Regions from separate parts of the Mus musculus genome. Here region 1 is linked to region 2. The links are chromatin loops, found by intact Hi-C in ENCODE. Cell type or tissue: left cerebral cortex. All regions are shown on one strand. Each heading gives the region's core, and the rest is flanking DNA. Links, peaks and the distances in the headings are about the cores only.

Region 1 (10,390 bases), core at 2,898-7,897, 62 kb before region 2:
GAAGAAACAGTTGGCCTGCCCGATATCAAGCTCTGTTCTCCATAGTGTAGGAATACTAGAGAGGTAAGTGCTTAGGCAGTAGGGAAGAGAGAGAGGCTGTAATTTGATATACAGTGGAAGTGACGGTTCTGATCGATGTCAAGAAGGAACAGACTATCCAGAAACAGGATCTGGACAAAAATAAGTAAGACATCCGACACATGCTTACTCAGAAGTCCACAGAACAGATTCTGTGACGGAGAGTAGCAGGGGCTGGAGCAAAGGCGTGGAACCATCAGAAGTTCAAGAACAGGTCCTGAACTGGTTAGGAAAAAGATCATTCCTATTTAACAGATGAAGAAATGAGGCCCAGTCATTACACAGGCTGCCCAGATTCACCTAGTAACAAAAGGTATATTCCATAGGACTTGGCCTCACCCATCTCTGGGCTAGAAGGCAAGCTGTTTTGCACTGTTTGTCCCAGCATACTAGGCTCGGGTGAACTTGAACACAATGACTGCAGACAGCTGCTGAGTGTCAGCCGAGGGGGAAATAATACCTGTTCATCAGGGAGCTAATTCTGCAAAGCTCACCGTCTAATAGGTACTGTATACACGTAAATAGGATGCTCTAATCAGCAGGAAAGCAGGAGCTGCAATCTATTCCTCATGGACCTAAAATATAATGGAGCTAAATTGAAGGTTTTACGATACACAAAGCACTTTACTTGGAAGACTGATGCTTTTCCAGGCAAGGTGTTTATTTCTAGAACAAGTTCCCACACTCTCTGACATCTTGCCCTGGCGAACAAAGGGCACTGAATAAAGCAATGTCCATAGAAGGTCTTCAATGCTTATAGAGCCCAGAGGAGACAGGACAGTGCAAAGATTAGGAGAAGAGACTTAGAAGTCAGGCAGACCTGGCTAGTTCAAAGTCTTATGACCCCGGCTCAGGCTTTCAATTTCTTTAAACCTGTTCTCTTATCAGCAAAAGACAAGGACAACAATATCCATCAGTGGACTGGAAGATTAAGTGGTATTAACATAGGTAGCCAATGGACTTTAATTAAGACTAAGTTGATTTCCTGGTGTGGTCCATTTTCTTACTCCAAAGAATATTCCCAGGTGAGTGTTCTCAAATGCGTGTTGTACAGTTGGAACAAGCACACTGCCTCTCTGCTGACCACTCTCACAAGACAGATGAAGAGATAATAGAGGCCTAGCCACTGACATCACCCTGGGGTAGACTACTCCTATATATTCTATTGCTTTGTGCCCTTTTTTTTTCTGTTTCCCTTCCTTCCCCTCACCTCTCTTTCTCCCTCTTCTCCATTATCTTCTCTTCTCTTTTAAAATGTGTTTCGTCTATAGGACTGAGGCAGTGTGTGAGAACTCTGGCTGCACAAGCAGGACACATGAGCTTGATTGCAAGCATCTATATAGAAAGTTGTACATGGCTGGCTATACATGTGCATTTAACCCCAGGGCTGAAGTGGTTGTCAGAGACAGGAAAATCACTGGATCTTGCTAGCTGCCGGCCTAGCTCCAGGGTCAGTGACCCTATGTCAAGCTGATACTGGGAAGGCGATACAGCAGAATGTCTGATCTTCTCCTCTGAACATGCACACATGTACACACTCTGCACACAGAGATTCAATTGCTCAAAAAAACCCACTTCTCATTTTGTTTTAGGTTTTCCCTTGGTTGTGTGTGTGTGTGTGTGTGTGTGTGTGTGTGTGTGTGTGTGTGTATGTGTGTGTTATAGTATATGTAGCCTTGTTTTCCCTGTAACTCACAGTCTCTTTTTTTGGGCTCCTGAGAGCTGAGACTACAGACACATACCCCCACAGCTAGCTTCGTTTCTGTTTTGTAATTGTTATGTAACAATGGTACATGTCTATGGAGCATTGTGTGACATTTCAATGTGCACACATCTTGTAATAACCATATCTGGGGACTTAGCATACACAGCACCTCACACCTTTGAAGGGACATCAAACTATTCTTCCAAACTGTAACTTTGTACCGTATTTTGCTTTAGTCAAATAAACTGATAACAGATTAGGAACACAAATTTTCACATGGAAATTTGGGGTTCCAACTTTTCTTGGAACAATGAACAGAATAATGTCAGAACACCTACTTTTTAAAATTATTATAATGAGCAAGGGCTGTCTGCTTGACAACGGTGGCTGTGGGTTCACTGTTGCTACTGTCCCTACCCAGCCCATTTAGTTTACCTTAAATCATTTTAGATTCTTTCTGATTCGAGCTTTCATTCCCCAGTCGGAAAGCAAAACGACATACACTTGAAAGTGTACAATGTCAGAAAATTTGTGATGCATTGATGTTGGCTTTATTTTGGAGTTTGGCTGACCTCAGTTTGACTTGTGGTCCTGCAACTTATGATTCTGTGGTACAGTCTGTCTCTGGAATTCAGCTGTCTCTGAATCTCTCCCTGAAATGCATGTCCATGTATTTCTGAGCAGTGGAAAGAAAGCACACATCTAGCCCAACTAGGGGAAGGTTTAAATGATACAGTCGTTATGAGGGACTTCAGTGTGTGGCCATAGCAGCAGACCTACACAGACTGTGCATTTCATAATTATTTGGGGGGAATGGATCAAGATTATAAAGAAACTTAGGAAATCTTCTCATGTTTTTACTAAATGAAACTACTACTGCTAGTAATAATAATGGTGATGATATATCTTCTACATACTTTAAGAAGAGAAGCTATTACATCTATGATGGTTTTAAGTAGCAGTGGACTACATATTTCCTCTTTAGATACTAATCTTAGATGGCTAGAAACACTTGGAGATCTTTCTTCCCCATTGTCTTAATGACATACCCGTGACTTCGTGTGCCTTGTGGTAAGTGATTCTTAGTCCAAAGGGATGAGTCTTACCATTCATCTTAACATTCACAGACATGGCTGTTTTCAGTTGGAGCCACCTTCTACTTGCCCAATCCATCTTATTCCCCAAGAGCAAAGGGTATTTTGCTGATTGAAGCAGCAAATTCTTGGAGTGACCCTTATTTTATCCAAGTGACATCACTGAGGAGCTATTTTTCAAATGCTATCCATGAAGAAGGAGGAAGAGTATTCTTAGATCTGGACACAGAAACCACTTGTTAAACACATGCAAGCTTTGTTAATGCTGTGTGTCAGAGCCTGCCATTGCTGGGCACAGACATATAACAGTGGAGGGAACAGCACTGGTCCCTAGGGTCCCAGGCTACATGTGCTTTCTCAAGCACATCAGATCACTGTCACCCTTCCTTACATCTCAGTATACTCCACAAGCTTCATGGTTCTGTCTGGAAGGCAAGACATGAGACAGAGAGCTTGAGATTCCTCTCATCATCATCTTTTCTCCTGCTCCCTTCATAGTCTTATCACTTCTTTCTTGTTTAAGTCTGATATCTCCACCCCACCCCCAGTTATCTCTGTAAGGAGCAATTTCAGATTTCACATAGATTTAACTAAAATTCTCATAGGTATAGAAAAGTATAGTAAAATCAAAGTAAGGCCAATTTGCTAGTAGGCAATGTATTGTCATACGCTATTAATAGCAATGGTTCTTACACTAATACCTGTTACACCATTATGTTTCATTCAATAGCAACCCCTTGAAATATTATAATCACATAGTGTTGGGGTTATAATGGGCCCCAAAACCATACATCAGAACATGCCAGGGAGGCAACTTAACCCTACTTCAGTCTCACATACATGCACAATTCTAGCTACAATGTTCTCATAGTTAGCCTATGCCTTCACTCAAAAACCACTTGGAATTTGTCATCTTATAATTCTCCTTTCCCAAGAGAATTGAATAGAGATACTCAAAGTTATTCACTAGCACCATTTTTGATGCAATAGGCACACTTTAAAAAAAAACTGTAGATGTTTTTAAAAGGAAAACAAAAACCTTTGGGAGACATATTTCAAAAGCCTCCCAAAGAGGGTTTTTTTCCCCAATAATCCACGATCCTCTGACTGTAGGACAAATATGGGATGGATTGCAACTCTCACTTTGGAGAAAATTACATGGAATTAGCAACACAGGAATAACAGATTGTTTTTCAATTTTTGCCACTAAAAATGGCAGGCCCAAGGGGTTTTGAGCTAGGATGTTAAGCACCAACATTTGTCCCATCAACATGAAGGAAGGACGATTCTGATGGATAACTTTCCTTCCAAAGAACTGAGACAGAGTGCTTCATCATCTTAAAAATGTAGCTTGTCAACTTTTTCTCCATCTGAGGCTTGTCATATTCTGGTAGGAGATAGCCTCAGTGCTCCCAGAAGCCACCAAATCATGAGTTCTAAAAACATAAGATATTAAAGTAAATAAGATCCAAGTATTTAGAAATTATGCCCAAGACAGAAATCAAATACCCAGGAAGGCTGGGCCCTGCAGCCTTCTGAGAAGGATTCTCTAAGCTTCCCCCATGCCAGAGACCCAGGACCCCAGGATGGAATGTGAGTTATGGGTGCTGTATTTTGAAGCTTATACTCTGATGGGAAACAGGCAGTAGCAATGGATAACTGAGCAGATTAGTAATCTACTGCAATAGCCAAAAGTACAGGCCAATAGAAGGTACCTAGAGCATGGGAACAAGGAAGCTGTTCCAGAGCATCTTGGAAGACCTGGGAAGACAGAGGCGATGGAGGAGCATGGTGTGTGGAGCTCAGAAGAATGACTAGAGAGAGAGAGAGAGAGAGAGAGAGAGAGAGAGAGAGAGAGAGAAATAGACAGACAGACAGACCCGGGGAGGGGACAAGCCTGGGGGGTAGGTAGCAGAGCTAATTTGTGAGGTCTGTAAGTGTATTAAGTATTAAGGACTTGGAGCTTTTTTGCTGAGATCAACAGGAAGCAGCTAAGTCACTGAACGTAGAGTAGCAGGTTGTGTGTGACATCGTATACATGCTTAGAGACCAATTTGTGTGTCCCAATTTGCAGCCCCACACACAGAGGCCTTATGTCAGGAGGCACAGATTGGCTACTGTGAGAACATCAGAGAAATTGGCAAACACTACACAGACCACTCTTCTTTTCCTTTCGGAAAGCTGGCTGTTAAATTTCTGCCAGCATGGCAGCAACTAGAAAGGTCAATAAAATAAATTAGAACAGTGTGGGACCTGAATCCAGGCAGGGGATGGTAACAGAACAGCTCTCCGAGGAGGTGAACAAAAAAGAGGTAAGGGGGTGCTTTTATGACATTTGTGACTACAAAGGGAGATTATGACTCATATGTGCTGAGACTATTTCCTGGACTCCTTCCCATGACCAGGCTGAAGATACATAAAGATATTCTACATGTCCTCAAGGAGAGAAAAGCCATGTAAAATGACTCTAGGTCATGGTACCCTGGTAGGATAGGCCAACTTTCGGGGCACACTAAATTCTGTAGCATGCATTCAATCAGGGCTAGTAACACCAACTAAGAACATGCTTGCTGAGAGACGTGCCCAAAGGATAGGTGTTATCAGTCCTGTTTTATAGATGGTTAAATTTAACTTTAGACAGATTGAGTAACCAGTTCCAAATTCCCACTGGCATTAGGGGATATGTGGGAAAAGGTTTCACCTCCCAGAATTAGTGGCCTCGATATCAGCCTGGAGAGCTGGATTGTGAGAAATGGGGTTGGGGTGCCCACACAAGAGCAGAGAACCCAGCAGGAGCAAAGAAAGGAAGTAAGGAGGCACAGGACTCCCAGCCCACAGCTTACGGTCTCTGTCACAACGCAGTGTTACCACTTCAGCCCCCAAATAGCCACCGACAACATGGAAACAAACGTGTGTGGCTGTCTTCCAAAAGACATTTATTTATGGACACTAAAATTTGAATTTCACACAGCTTTCACCGGCCACAAAATATTCTTCTTGTGATTTTATTTCCTCATAACATTTGAAACATAGGAGCTATCCTTAGTACATGCATGGGTCATATAAAAATAGATGTGGGGCTGGCCTGGATTTGGTCACTAGACTGAAGTTTGCTGAGCTCAGACTCTACCAAGACAGGTTGTCTGAGAGAAATTTTATGAGAGCCATACCCATCATTTAAAATTTCTGACAGTCCCATTTGGAAATCACATGGTAAGATTGGGAAGCCAAGGGGGATCTGTGTGTGTACATATAAAGGCATCCCTGTGCATGCAGGGATGTGTTCTCTTCCCTTCTTACCTCCACATGAACATGGAGGATGTTCTAGTCAAGGGCTACCTGAATCCTTCCCTATGAAACAGCCATGAAGAGGGTACTAACACAGCATGGCGCATGGCTCTGGTGCCTGATCATTTTCATTCTCACCCCATCCCTATCCTGCCTCCTCACTCACCCTCTCCAGAAAAGTCTAAGAAAATAGTTCCTTAGAACTTCTATTTTTTTCTACCAGGAGATAGCACATGGCAAGCCTTGCCTGGTACACATCTGTTATTGATTAGGTACCATGGAAGAACTGCTATTATTTTCTACAGGTACTTGTGAATACATACATTTGTATACTCATCTATGTTCAATGAATGTGTGTGTATAATAAACATATTGTATACATATATATATATATATGTATATATATATATGTGTGTGTGTGTGAACATACATATTTTGTTATTATTTTATTGGCTATATGGATTGGGGATTTGGAAAACCTCATTGGTCTTAATCCAATTAATCCAATATATCAATGTCCGGCTGAAACCATCTACAATGGAGCAATTTATCATCATTTTGATTCAAATATGTGGAATAATGAGAGAAAGGAAACAAATGTGAAATTCCAATGTCCTGGTATTGGGGGGGGGGGCGGCAGGTGCTTCTTTCTTAAAGCAGCAAAAAAAAAAAAAAAAAAAAAAGACAATTTGGATAGGTCTTGATCTTCCCTTTGGGGGCCATATTTTGTTTCTCAGGATCAAGAGTCTAAACCCTCATTGTGTGGAATTAACAGCAATAAAAATTGATGTCTATCTGGCTGTAACTAGATCTGACTAAGGCAAGTGGAGGCTGCTGTGGTTTTACTTAAGGGGTAGAAGCCAAGTCCTGCCATTTCTGGCTCTCTGTGGCTCCTTAGGGAGGGAGCAAGAAGGAACAAGTTCACAGTGAACCCCAAAACTCAAGAGTCCTCTGAGGCAGGCCTAGCCAGCCTCACCTCAGGCCCCCAGCAAGAGCTGCTAAGGGCAGCTGTGCAGCTTTTGTTGAGCCACTGTTTGTTCAACGGATCAGGCCTGCAGGAATAGTTCTTTAAATTTAATGAGATGAGCCAGCAAAGGAAATCATCTAGCTTAAAAGTAGCCCAGAGCCCCAATTAGTGGTATGATTTTGGGTAAATCACTTGACCTCCTGAGCGTCAGTTTCCACATGCCTGGACGGGAGACAGTGAGCAGTCAATACAGGAAAAGCTGAAGCAACAAGTACAGGCAGCCAGCACTCGGGTGACCCCAAGACCACTGTACCTAGCACTGTCCCCTCCCAGAAGCAGGCGCAGGGCGCAGTGTGGCGATCATGTGTATTTGCAGCCCTTCGGATCTTCTTTCCCACTTTCATCCTAGGAGTCAGAGTGCAAGCCTTGCTCAGACTGGACGTCTTTCGTCAATCCTTCCGTTCTCTAGCAACACAGGCTTTCTTAGGAAAAACACTTAGGCTAACCGCCCCTGTACGGTGAGGAGGCAGTCAGTGAGCACAGTCCCTACAAAGAACTGAGAGCAGAGATTGATTGCCACAGAAATGTCAGCTTTACCGTCACTGTCAGCATCCACACCACCATGTTGTCATTGTGTTGGGCAAGCTGATTAACCTTAATTTCCAACCTAAAAAATAGGAGTAACAACACCTGTCTTGTGGAGATATGTGGAGTTCAAAAGTCAAGAGTGATAGGAATCTGCAACCCAGTGAACAACAGACAAATATTAGCCTCCCCTTCCTTTGCCTTCCCAATTCCAGTAAGAAGACAGCTCTATGGACAGGCTATTTCTGGTCATGTAAGTCTATTCTCGTTTTCTTTTCTTTCCTTATAAAATCTCTTCCCCACCCTCTCTGCTTGTAACTGTCTCTAGTCTCTAGACAACAAAAGAGCAGGCTACATCCTAGCAGGGGATGAAACCTTTTTTTTTTTCTTTAAGGAAGAGCCAAGACTCACTAGCAAGGCCACCACCAAATTACCAACCCGAATCACAGGGCTCTGAAAGCCGCTTCAGAACCCGTGCAAGGGTTTGCGGCACTTAACTGGCTGAAGCCTCTTCAATTGCAGCCTGTCACCCCCTGAGTTAAGTAGCGGGTGAAATCAGCATGTATAATTCTCATCTAGCAAGGTTCAGAGAGGAGCATTGCGGTTCAGCATGATTCACGTCTCTTACGCTCAGGGCCTCTCGCCCCCCCCCCTTTTTCATTTTCCTTTTCCAAGGACCAGTGATAGGGTTCAAAGAAGCTGAGGAGGCCAGAGGTGAGCGCTTCAGTAGAGCATGTGCTTGGCTTTAAGTGAAACTCTTAGACAATTGATGGGCAGGGAAAAAGATATTTTCCTCATGCTCTCCTGCCAGATTTAGCAATTTACTATCAGGATCCCTGGGCCAGGAGGGAAGAGAACTGGTGCGTAGAAACAGAGAGCTTCAGAAACCCAAACTCACAGTCCTTCCTTCCTTCCTCTCTCCCTCCCTCCCTTCCTCCCTCCCTCCCTCCCTCCCTTCTTTCTTTCTTTCCATTCCATCCTTCTGTATATCCAATAACCTCTCCCATTTTACCAGGTTAACTTGGATTTATCTGTGGACCTGTGCCAATTTCCTTCTAGTACCTTTGAATAGTAGATCAAAAAACTCCCCTACGATGTACAACACTAGCCACCATAAAAAAAACAAAAAAACAAAAACACGCTCTGCTTGTTTGTGTGATTACTAATCCATATCTGGTAGAGCTCAGCCTGCACCCTGGGTTGCCTACCTCCAAGACTTGAGTCTTTCTCCAGGAAGCAGTTAAAACTGACCCCGGGTCTCCAACTCATAAGCTGCTCTGGACTTCCTTACCTGCTCTCTCTCTCTCTCTCTCTCTCTCTCTCTCTCTCTCTGTGTGTGTGTGTGTGTGTGTGTGTGTGTGTGTGTGTGTGTGTGTGTGTGTGTGTTTCTCCTTTAGTAAGGGAACCATATATCACAGAGTGTGAGACTGGAATCCTAACCTAGTTTGCTTTTTGTAGAAATTGTTGTTAAATCAGACTCATGTGTTTAAGTTCCCCCAAAGAGGGATAACCAGCAAGAAAGCAGAGCTCTCCTCGGGCCCTGAGCCTGCCTCCTGCTTGCTTTTCTTGCTTTTCTGGGTGCCTCTGCATTGAGAAGGGGTCAGTGAGTTGGAGGCCTGGGTCAACTACACTGTTGTTACCCACCCCTCAGTCTTGTCTCCTTTCTTCTGTCTACTGGGTGCCTCTAGGCCTAACTTCATAGACCAACAGACTACAGTGGTGATGGAGACTGATCTGTTACAGTACAGAGCTCCCGGGGACCCTCTACTCATTAACTATTGCTTCTGTGATGTGAGAGGTGAGTACCCTTGAAGTTCAGAAAAATTAAAAAGTGGAAAATTTTAATTAGAGCCCCTCCCTCATCTACTTGCTTTCCTGTTGGTGTATAGGGTCCTGTGAAGGAACCAAAAATTATGAGGTCAGTTTGAGATTCATAAGGTCTGGGCCTTCTACTAAAGGCCCATGTCTAACCTTCCTTTGCTTTCCAAAGTTACTAAAAGAAAGCAAAGAAGAAAGTTTCATTTGTGGGGGATAACAAAACTTAAACCTGCAGAAACATAAATTTTAAGATTAAAAAAGGGGTGGGTGTAGTAATTCCAGACTTCAAAGATTATGGAATTTACATGCATAGATACATTTTTAGAGAAGATACTTGTCTACCACTAACAAAAATTAATATTTAGAATTTACTAGAAGTTCCTTCCAAAATATAAGAAAACTTGAGAGCCCCCATTAACAGATAGACAAAGAAACTAGAAGTCAATAACAGAGGCCCTAAAAGCTAACAGGCAAATTGATCTTGTACTCAAAACAAGAAAATATAAAAATCCAACAAGATGTGGCCACAACCATCAGACTGATAAAAATTGAAAGCTCTGCCTTAGTTTTCAAGGTTCTGACAGGATATGGGAGGCACCTAAGACCTTGGGAAATGTAATGGATTGAGAAGTCAGCTGACACAGTGTCATGTTCTGTCACTTGATTTGTGTGTGTTTGACTAAGCTACTGAACTTCTCTCAGACTCAGTTCCAGTGTGTGTGCATGTGTGTGCGTGTGTGGGCACTCAGAGTTGAAGTGAAGTACCACCTCTCTTTGAGCAACCACGGAGATTTTAGTGGGATATGCAGGAAGCCCCTAGTCACCAACCAAGCTTTGTCCACATTAAGTACTCTT
Region 2 (10,390 bases), core at 3,273-8,272:
TTATCTTAATAGTAAAGTCAGAAAGTAATGTATCTAAGTTGCTCTATGTGGCAGGGGAGAATAGGAGTAGATGAAGATTAGAATTTCAGGCAAGGGGCCACAGAGATGAGCCACAGCCAACTGTAACTCCAGTTCCAAAGGGTCTGAAGCCCTCAGCTGATCCCCATGCATGTGGCACACATAGATACGTGCAAGCAAAGTGCTCAAGTACCTAAAGTAAAAATAAATAAATCTAAAAACATTTTCCAAGCAGTTGTAAAGAAGAACAATATCAGAAAAGACCAAGTGTGTTTGCTTAGCTACAGGGTCGTGTGTTGTTTACATTCCCTTAGCGATTACCTTAGGCCTCCTTAATGTTCTGGTTACTGCTGTCACAAGGAGAAACACATGAATAAGAATATGATTTCTTAAAATTTCGGTAGTGCAGAACATCAAACCCATGGTCTCATGCATGCTAGGCAAACACTCTATCATTCAACTATATTTCCTGCTCCCAAACATGAAAAAAATATGTAAAATCTTTAAAGTAATACCTTAATAATAAAATTGCTCCCTCCTCCACAATATGTCACAAAGTTGAATGCATTTAAGGATGTTAAGGGAGCCTGAAGAGCACACTGTTCCGGCTGTAAGTGCAGTTTGTCCCTGGTATGCTGATGATGGCCACTGTTTATTATGTTGCCTGGCACACGGCAGCTGTCACGACAGACACCACAGCAATCCTGGTGTCCAGATGCATACACATCTGGTACTTACAGACATGGGGAGATGAGGAAGAGAAAGATCAAGTTTGAGATCCCTGCTCGGCAAGGAAGGGGATTCCATCATCAGGATTTGTATGTCTGGGGAACTTGTCAGAAACACACTCTCAGGTCAACTCTCCAATGCACTGGACAAGAATCTGTGTTTGTGTTTATGGCAAGGGGGTTGTGCGTAGTGTATGCTAGTGTGCACAGACATATGAGGACATGTGTCTCTACATATATATTTAAAGCCCAGAAGTTGATTGACAATGGATGTCTTTATCTATCTCCTGACATCTTATTTTTGAGACAGTCTAGCATTGACACTGAGACTCACCATTTTGGTTAAGGCTGGTTAGGGAGCCTCTGGGATTCTCCTATCTCTGCCTCTTCCAGTTCTCGTGTTATAGAAGCAAAACAATGTGGCCAGCTTTCATATAAGTGCTAGGGATCCACACTCTGATTGTCCTGCTTGTGTGACATGCACTTTGTACACTGAGTCATCTCTACCATCCCGAGGACCTGTAACTTAACAAGTCTCAAGAAGTAACAAACAAGTGTTGTTTGTTATTTTGTCTTGTCTGTTCTTTGGGACAGACCTTCCTATGTTGTCCAGGCTGACCTTAAATGTGTGATCTTCCTGCCTCAGAACACCAAGTTGCTGAGATTACAGAAAAGCACTCTTGCATCTGACAGTCAAGGGCCTCTCTGTAGTACAATTCAGTTTCCCAGTTTGACGTAGATTTGAGATGATCTCCAGAAAAATTAATCCAAAGGAGTGAATAATGTCTTCACTTTTATCATTAGTAGTAACAGTATTAGCATTTACTTGTCTGTGTGCACATGACTGGATAGAGACATATATGCCATGGCACATGTGTGGAGGTCAGGGGACAACTTGTAGAACATGTTACCTCCTTCTACATATACTCCAAAACTCATAATCAGGTTATCAGGCTTTTGTAGCAAGCACTTTTACTGAGGCAAGTCATCTTGCCTGCCAAGGACTTCTTAACAAATTGTACTGTCAACAAGAAAATCCCAAACCCTTCAAACTTGAGAGCCTTCAGACTCTTCCACAATGACAAGTCTTCAGCACAACTTTGGAAGGTTACTACCATGAGATGTGCATTTGACATGCTGAAAGAAATGAGACATCCTCTCTTCTACCTGGGGAATCCAGAAGTGACCTTGCACATTTGAGGGGATTATGCAGGATTGGTTAATGGGCACAGCCCAGGAGAGAACAAAAAAAAAAAAAAAGAGCAGAAGTAGCCCAAAGGCTTATCCTGACAGCTCCAGGCAAAGCAAGGCCTTTTCCACCAGGCAGAAAGCAGCTGTTGGAGGGAACAGAACAGGAGGAGGGAGAATGCTGACTTTCCCACTGAGATGCCCCAGTTTGCCAGTGGCAGGGCGGAGGGTGGAGCAAAAAGCCTTGATTATCATATTCTAGTCCCATGGATTTAGTGAATTAGGTCACTCACCTCATACATAAATTACCCAATATGGGATCCTTTCTGCTTCTTTGGAAAGGGGATGGAATGAACATTTAATGAAGCTCTACTCTTGTGTGTCATTGCTCACCCTTAGCTGTATAGCTTTGCTGGCTCCCATCTCTCTCTCTTACACACACACACACACACACACACACATACACATACACACACACACACACACACACACACACACACACACACACTGGCTCCCATCTCTCTCTCTTACACACACACACACACACAGAGACAGACAGAGAGACAGACAGAGAGACAGACAGACAGACAGACAGACAGACAGACAGACAGATAGATAGATAGATAGATAGATAGATAGATAGATAGATAGAGACAGGGACAGACAGAGAGACAGAGAACATTTATGGGGAAAGAAGAAACTGGTCTTTGGTAAGAACATTTCAGGTGAGTCTACTGCAGGGATGGCATTAGCAATGCCTGTTGAGACCTATAGTGATACTAGAAACTAAAGCTAGCACTGAGTAGGTACTCAGAGAGGCAGAGAGAAAGTCTTTAGGATTTTGTGAGTGTAAGGAGTAAAAGAACAATTGATACTGAACCAGGGTGAACTGCTCACCTTTCTCCACATATCCCTGGCTTTCACCTTCTACAGGTACCATCATTATCCAAGGTCCTCCTGGAGCTATGCTTGTATAACCTTGCAAAATGAGCATCTTCAAACCCTCTTAAGTCTCAGAGCCTCCCCAGCCCCACATGTTCCCACTACTGATGTGCTCTAATGGGCTTCAGAAGCAGGTCACAAAACCTGAAGTTGAGCAGATGGGGAATAAGAAGAAATATGCCAGTGCCAAAAGCCACCATTGTCACAAAGGATACTGACCAAAAGATACTATACAAGTGCCACACAAACCTTTTGGAGACAGAGACTTCGATTTTCCATTTTATTACTGAAAAGAGGGTGAATACAGATTTCTAAGGACTGTGTTTGAATGCATAGAGCTACCAAGTGACGTGTGTTGGCAATTCCCGAGTCTTGCCAGGCCCTCCAAGCCACTTCACAAAACCACAGCACAGAGGGGAACCATCATCAATGAAAGGAAAGGGAAGCCAGAACTTAGCTATACCTCAATAAACTCCTGTCCTTTCTTCTTTGTTTTTTTTTTTTTTTTTTTGTTTGCTTGCTTACTGTGGTGCTGAGGATTGAACTCAGAGCCTTGCAATGCCAGGCAAGTCCATCCACTACAGAGCTAAAAGTCAATAAATCACTTTTCAGGTTCTGGGAATTCTCATGTTGACTCAGCAGTAACAAGGACTCCTATGCTTGTCATAAACGATCTTTCCCAATAACCATGCTAAGAACCCTGCCAACTTCTCAATATTATTCCCATTTGATGAACTGGGAAACTAAGGCATGCAGACATTAAGTAGCTTATCAAGGTCCCACAGAGAGAAGGCACTGAAGCTGGGCAGAGTAGGTGGTGCCAAACTCAGTGCTGCTTTCAGATACCAGGGGAGAGAGCTTGGGAGATTGTTCAAGGCTGCAGTAAGAACACTGTTCTACAGTCCTAGGTACTTCCTGGAAGGTGGCTCCACACTGAGCCTCACAGCCACTGTCACTTAGCAGCTAAAGACTACTACTCTTTAGGTAGGGGCGCCTTGGGTTTTAATCAGTCAACCCTGTAAACAAGGCACTCACTCCAGCTTTATTTATTCCTTGAGAGAGAGGCGCAGCAAGAGTGGGAGCCAGCAAGGAGCTTACACAGCATTTCAGTGCTATGCACTGCTGGGAAGCTCATAAGCACAATGGGGCAGGCAGAAGACCGCTTCCTAGCCTGCACCAGAGACAGATGGGGACTACAATCAGCCACATTTGTACCAGGTTCAGCGCTGCCAATCACAAGCCTGTCCGGTCTGAATCACAGAACCACAAGCCATCTTCTACTTTCCTCTGGAGAGTAAAGATCCTACAAATCTCCAGGGAACATCATGCATGTCTATATTCTAGACAGTGCACACACCGGGTCCTGAGGTTGTCCTCTGCATCTTCACATGCTTGGACTAGATCTTTGTAAGGTGAGCACTGGCTCCTCCCTGCCATGATATGTGAGCTTGATTGACTGCACTTTCTATTATTTATTTATATACGAGGACAGAGAGGTACAGAAGGTTGATCCAAGGTTTCTGTGCCAGAAAAGTGGTGGCTCAGGGTCTGAAGCAGTTCTTCCTCTGAACACAGTCTCCAAAGTTGATATTCTTCTCAATACCCTATTTTACTCATCCAAGTCACCATAGCCTTTCTCTATCTTCCTCCTTCCCTTCTTCTCTTTCTTGCTTTTTTCTTTCTTTCTCCTTTTCTCCTTCTTTCTCTTTCTCTCTCTCTCTTTCTTTCTTTCTCTCTCTCTCTCTTTCTTCTCTCTCTCTCTCTCTCTCTCTCTCTCTCTCTCTCTCTCTCTCTCTCTCTCTCTCTCTGTGTGTGTGTGTTTGTAATCCTAGCACTTAGCAGGCTGAGGCAGGAAGGCAAGATTAATACTAGCCTGAACTACAGAGCAAGAGCTAGGCCAGCCTAGGGACCTCAGCAATCATGTACAAAGCTAGCTGTAGATTTGCCTGCTCTCCCAGTGCTGGGTTGCTAGAAGCAGAAGGATCCCTGAAGCTATACAGCAACCCTGATTCAAAATACATAAATAAAAATAAATGGAAGCTGGACATGGTGGTGCACGCCTTTAATCCCAGCACTTGGGAGGCAGAGGCAGGCAAGTTTCTGAGTTCGAGGCCAGCCTGGTCTACAGAGTGAGTTCCAGGACAGCCAGGGGCTATACAGAGAGACCCTGTCTCAAAAAACAAAACAAAACAAAAGGAAGAAAGGAAGGAAGGGCAGGAGAATGGAAAATAAAACAGAATAAAAAATAAAAACAATATTTCATCTTTGTATACTATTCTACTGTCTGGCTCCAGGACACTCTGTCCAGTCTATTCCTAACCCCCCCCCCCCCCCCCGCCAAGCTAATAAATACCACTGCAGTGAACATTTTTATTCTTAAAACTTCTCTGCCTGTCTCTGAATATTTTCTTTGGCTAGATTCCTAGAATTGGAATACTGGACTAAAGGGAGTAAGTGTTTCTAAGACTACCGACAGTTACTGCCAAATTGCTTTCCTAAAAGGGTATATTAATTTGCATTTTCACCAGCAGGGAAGGAGAGTACCTGTCTCCCATCATCCTCTCCAGGATCCAGCATTGTCTTAAAGATAATCTTGGCTAATAAGAAAAGTGATAAATGGTAGCACAAGTCTTCAAAGAGGCAAAGGATGCTAATCTTACAGTGTATACAGGACACAGATTGGGTTGCTCAGTGTTCCTCGTATGTCAGCCAGTTTGGAGAAGTTTTATATTTGAGTTCTATGATGGCAAGGACTTTCGTGTTATTCTTTGATTATCCCTGGGATCCAACCTGGTGCTCCCTCTGAGTCTTTTCCACAACAATGGAAGCATCCTATGACTGCAAGTATCTACCCTGGTAGCCACTCTCCACATGTGGCTTTTGAAACTTTGAGAAATGCCTTCAGTGATTGAGGAAATGAATGTCTTAGTTATATTGCATTTTAGTTAAATTTAACTTGAGGTGTCACTAGCGACCACTGAGTTACAGTGTGCTATCGATTGCACTGCAATACATATTACTGAGAGAAGAACTCAGTCTCCCAACTCCACCTGCTACTACCATATTTCCATCAGGGCAAGAGTTGGCCTTTTACCCCCTCAACTCTTTGTGTCTATTTTTTCTCTCAAATGGAGGGCTAATGCTACTTATCAGTCATGTGGGGTGATGTAGGGATCAGCTAATTAATGTTTGCAAAGAACTGCATTACGAACTGGTTCTCAGAATAATTGCACCTTAATAAAACGTTTAAACAACCCGTTCTCATCCAGAGGCCAACGAAGGGCTGGGTTTATTTAGTTAAATGCTGGTTTCCCTGACTCATCCCGAACTGGGTCCTTTCACTGTGGACCTTCTCAAAACAAACCCCTTTCTTTGGGACCTTGCTATCAATAAGCAGATACTGAAATGGGCTTCACTGTGGAGCTGATATCACAAGTTTGATGAGTAAATTAATAATACAAACAAGATTGGGGAGGGTGGATATTTAACCAACTTGAACAAATTGCTTTTAAGCTCTTAAGCACTTTAATTGCTTACATGATAATGATGCAAATTTGTAAATGTCTTGATCTACTCCCAAAGTTGGCCCAGAAGAAAAACAAAACAAAACAAAACAAAACAAAAGGAGAAACTCTTCTAAAGACAAACACTTTGTTAAGTATTGGATTTTGATTATGTGTTATTCTATAAAGATTTAAGGCTGCCGTTCTATGGAATAGAGGGGTTAAGAGCTAGAGAGAGCTACTATCAAATGTTAGTCCCAGGCATGTGAAGTTGGGCAAACAGCTCCTCCCTCCCAAACTCCCTCACGCAGGACAGACACCAATAGCACTTGAAAGGTCTTCCCTTGGTTCTTGTCCCTGTCTTTCCCTCCTTCATAGCGTAGAATGGTTCACCCTACCCTTCTAGCTATGTCTGTGGAAATGAGGCTACTCAAGATCCAAAAGGAGAGACACTCTTTATAATGCAAGCCCCCAAATCTAGGACAGCTAGGATTTCTCTGTGTCTATGGATCATTATTGTCATGTTCTAAAAGAACATCAGAAGAGAAGGTGCTTGGAAGTGAACCCCTCCGTAAGGGCTGTGGACTCAAAGCCTAAAATCCAGCAGCAAACTGGTGAGAAATTCAGGTTCTTGAGTCCTCCAGCCCACTCAATCAGAATATGCTTCCAAACACAATTGTCCTTTAGGTATAGATACATACTCAACTCCAAGCAACACGCTGGTTCTAGTACCTCAAGCCTACTCTCCTCTCCAAAGGCAAGTTCAGAGACAGGAAAACTGAGGAATGAATGGGGTATATACAAAGCTCCAACCCTTTTGTTTGTCTTCCAAAGGGTTTGAAGACCAAAGTTTCAGAAACCAACAGTCATTTCACAGCAAGAAAAAAAAAATAGAGAAAAAATAGACTTTTTCAGAGAGGGAAAAACTGCTGTTTGTTGTTTTGAGATAAGATCGCTCTATGGAAAGATGGCCTATTTGGCCATCATTGGAAAGAGAGGCCCATTGGTCTTGTAAACTTTATATGCCTCAGTACAGAGGAACGCCAGGGCCAAGAAGTGGGAGTGGGTGGGTAGGGGAGTAGGGGATGGAGGGTATGGGGGGTTTGGGGGATAGCATTGGAAATGTAAATGAAGAAAATACCTTTAAAAATATTTTTAAAAAAAAATCTCTCTATGGAGCCCAAGCCAACCTTGAATTCACTAAGTAGCCCAGGCTAGCCTTGAACTCTTGGCATCTAAGTACTGGGATTGCAGGTATATATGCCTCCAGACCCAGGAGAAGCTCCGTTTTTGTTTTCGAAGCCTGACTTCCAGAGGATGCTAATGGTGAAGTGATGGCACTTGATACCCTCTGATATTCCATCTCCCACACCACAGAGCCAGCACAGGACAAACGGGGAAAAGAAGTGGGTAGGGGCCACTGCTCTACAGACAGACTGCTTCACTTGGGGCCTGTTTCTACCTGTTTTCCAAACAGAAGGAAAGCTGGGATTTGATGTTCAGACAAGACACATTCTCTCACATCCCTAGGTGAAACCAGAGTGTCATAGGCATCAAAGGCAGCATCTCAACCTTGTCTGAAGTCAGAGGCAGTGACCAACAGAGCCACTCCATGTCAGGTGACACTTGACACTCAATAGCCCTTAGGTGACCTTTTTACAGGATCTAAGGGAACTTCTGATTTATCCTGCTGGGGATAAGGACACCTTGGAAATGGGAGGTTTCTCCTACTGGTTCCACAGAATTCTCTGTCACGTGACAAGTCATGTAACCACAGGGAATAAACCTTTTCTGGGTCACAGAAAGACAACTGGGGAAGGAGCAAGCCTGACAAATGCACCCTCTGATTGAAGTGGATCGTGAGGGGACAAGAACCTCAAACAGCAAGAAGGTACAGTGAGTGAGTGATTTATTTACTCTTGTCCTGGGATAGTAACAAGAACAAGGAGCTGATTTTCAATGCAAAGACATTTAGCAGGTGGGGCCACCATGCTTCTTTGACAACACCCTCCTTCTTCACTGTCCCTTCCTAAGACCTCCTAGGTCAATGGAAGGCCTCTGAGCCAAGGAGAAGAAGGAAAGAGTAGATCTCCACTCCCAGCAAGTGCTGGAATACATGCTCACTTATCCAGGGAACTGTTTGTCATTTATCATGTAGCCAACCCCACCTACAAGGCTGAGGAACATATTTACATATTTCAACTCCACTGCTGGCTGAAGCCTCAGAGAAAGTCATTCCAAGACAACCAGGGAAGAAAAATATTCTTGGAGGGGAAAAAAAAAAAGGAATTTCCTATCAGTTGAGTAAAACATTGCAAAGTTATTCGGATTCTTTTTATGAGGTTTGCATGTGACTCCCTCCCCTCCCCCACCACTTCAGTTCCCAAGCTTAGAGGGGACTGGAAAGTAAACAGATTCTGGTTAAAAAGATGTAGACAACACAGTTTATCCTTCTGCTTCTCAAGCGTGACAGAGCTTCAGTACAGCACATGCCTTTGACTCTACAACCCTACTTTCTAGGAATCCGTCTTGAGGAAACGCTAAAATTCTGTGAAATGTACAAAGTTGACTGCTGTGGTTATGCTACAATAAAATACTAAACGTAAACAAGAAATCAAGAAGTGTGGACTGGCTTAATGAAAGCGCGCTATATTAAAACATCTGGGCTCTATATTAAAACATCTGGCCACTGGAACTGTTGCTGTGAGGGAGGGGAGTTACAACAGGGTACAGGGTAGATCTATATGCTTTATCACTAAATATAAACAAGCATTCAAAATACTATATGACCTCACTTTTTCTGTACTCATAGAGTCTCAAGATGCAACCCCAACAGCAATTGAGCTTATTTTGACTTTGTCTCTATTGTCTGAATTTCTTCAGTGATAACATTTTACCTGGGTAATCTGAGCAAACAAAGAAAAGGACCATAAAGTAATAAACCCATAAACCCATACAGTACACACCATATATGTATGTGTGCAAACATGCATATACACATATGCACATTTGTATTTACAAGTTTTATTAAATACTTTCCTGTAGAAAGTTGTTAGGTTTGGGAATCTGTGTTGCTTAGCTGCCTGGGATCTAGGGCATGCTACTTTCAAAGTGGCTCCTACAGTTGTCTCTCAGAGCAAAGTGGATGGAGTGATTTGGCTCTCGATTAGATTACAATAAACTTGTGTGATAAACTATTTAAGGAGTCAGGTAAAAATTGGCCCCTTGGACCTAAAATTGACTTTGATTTACCCAGCGAGGCTTTTCGAATCAAACCCACAAGGGGTTGATTTTAAACCCCATTGTGTCTTTGTTTGTCACTGTTTAGATAGATGGATGGGTGTGGGAGAATATTCTGGGATGGGAGCATCTGAAGGCTGGGCCTGGGTGGAGCAGCTGTCAGAATAGGAGCAGCAGGCAGCAGAGGACTTGGCTGAGCATTTGCATGACTGCTTGCCCAATCTCCTTCTCCCCCAACCTCCATCCCAGTTAGAATGTGAATGAGCATCTTACATCAAGTCCCTCATTTGTGTTGCCCAGCAATCTTTTGCTTAAATTCCTGATCACCTCTTTTCTCAGAGTTGTAACTTCTGATCTGAAAATACCAGATTATATAATACACCAGTCTGCACAAGGATGGAATTCTGTCAGGAGAAAGGGACCCAGTGAAGCACAAATTCTAACAAAACTGGAAATGACTTTTCTAAGAAAAGAGAAGATATTTTTGTGTCAAGCACTTGAAGCTGGTTTTAAATAGACTTTGGATGCAATGTTGCTGGTTCTTTGGGCGCTGTTGATTTATTTCCATGCCTAACCTCACCCAACAAATGTACATCATTGGAGAAAGTTGAAAGAAGCCGGTAAGAATGATCACCGGTGACACTTGCTCGAAGTTTAATGGGTGCCGGTGCTTTCTTACAGAACGGTAGAATAGATGGCAGTATCATATTTTGCAGAAGAGAAGTGGCCCTCCCCACAAAACCTGCCTAAGACCTCACAGTCTCAATCCCC

What was found. Hi-C counts contacts between places; a loop is a spot of excess contacts. Peaks named below come from ENCODE experiments on the same cell type or tissue, not always from the same donor. Only the 100,000 strongest peaks of a DNase experiment are listed, where the experiment ranks them.
Region 1: a loop joins it to region 2, with 2.1 times the contacts of the local background. A loop is called at or near these places in 2 of 42 quality-filtered maps.

What each region holds. Positions count from the first base shown.
Region 1 is chr7:96,275,630-96,286,019 of GRCm38, reverse strand. All of the region lies in intron 1 of Tenm4 (teneurin transmembrane protein 4), which reads right to left. Among named protein-coding and RNA genes, the nearest start is that of Mir6394, 25 kb to the left of the region's middle. In left cerebral cortex, for the core only: no CTCF peak of the experiment used is centred there; DNase peaks (open chromatin) are centred at 5,192 and 5,724; H3K27ac peaks cover 368 bases.
Region 2 is chr7:96,214,490-96,224,879 of GRCm38, reverse strand. The region is part of intron 1 of Tenm4 (teneurin transmembrane protein 4); the gene reads right to left. Among named protein-coding and RNA genes, the nearest start is that of Mir708, 30 kb to the left of the region's middle. In left cerebral cortex, for the core only: a CTCF peak has its summit at 5,439; no DNase peak of the experiment used is centred there.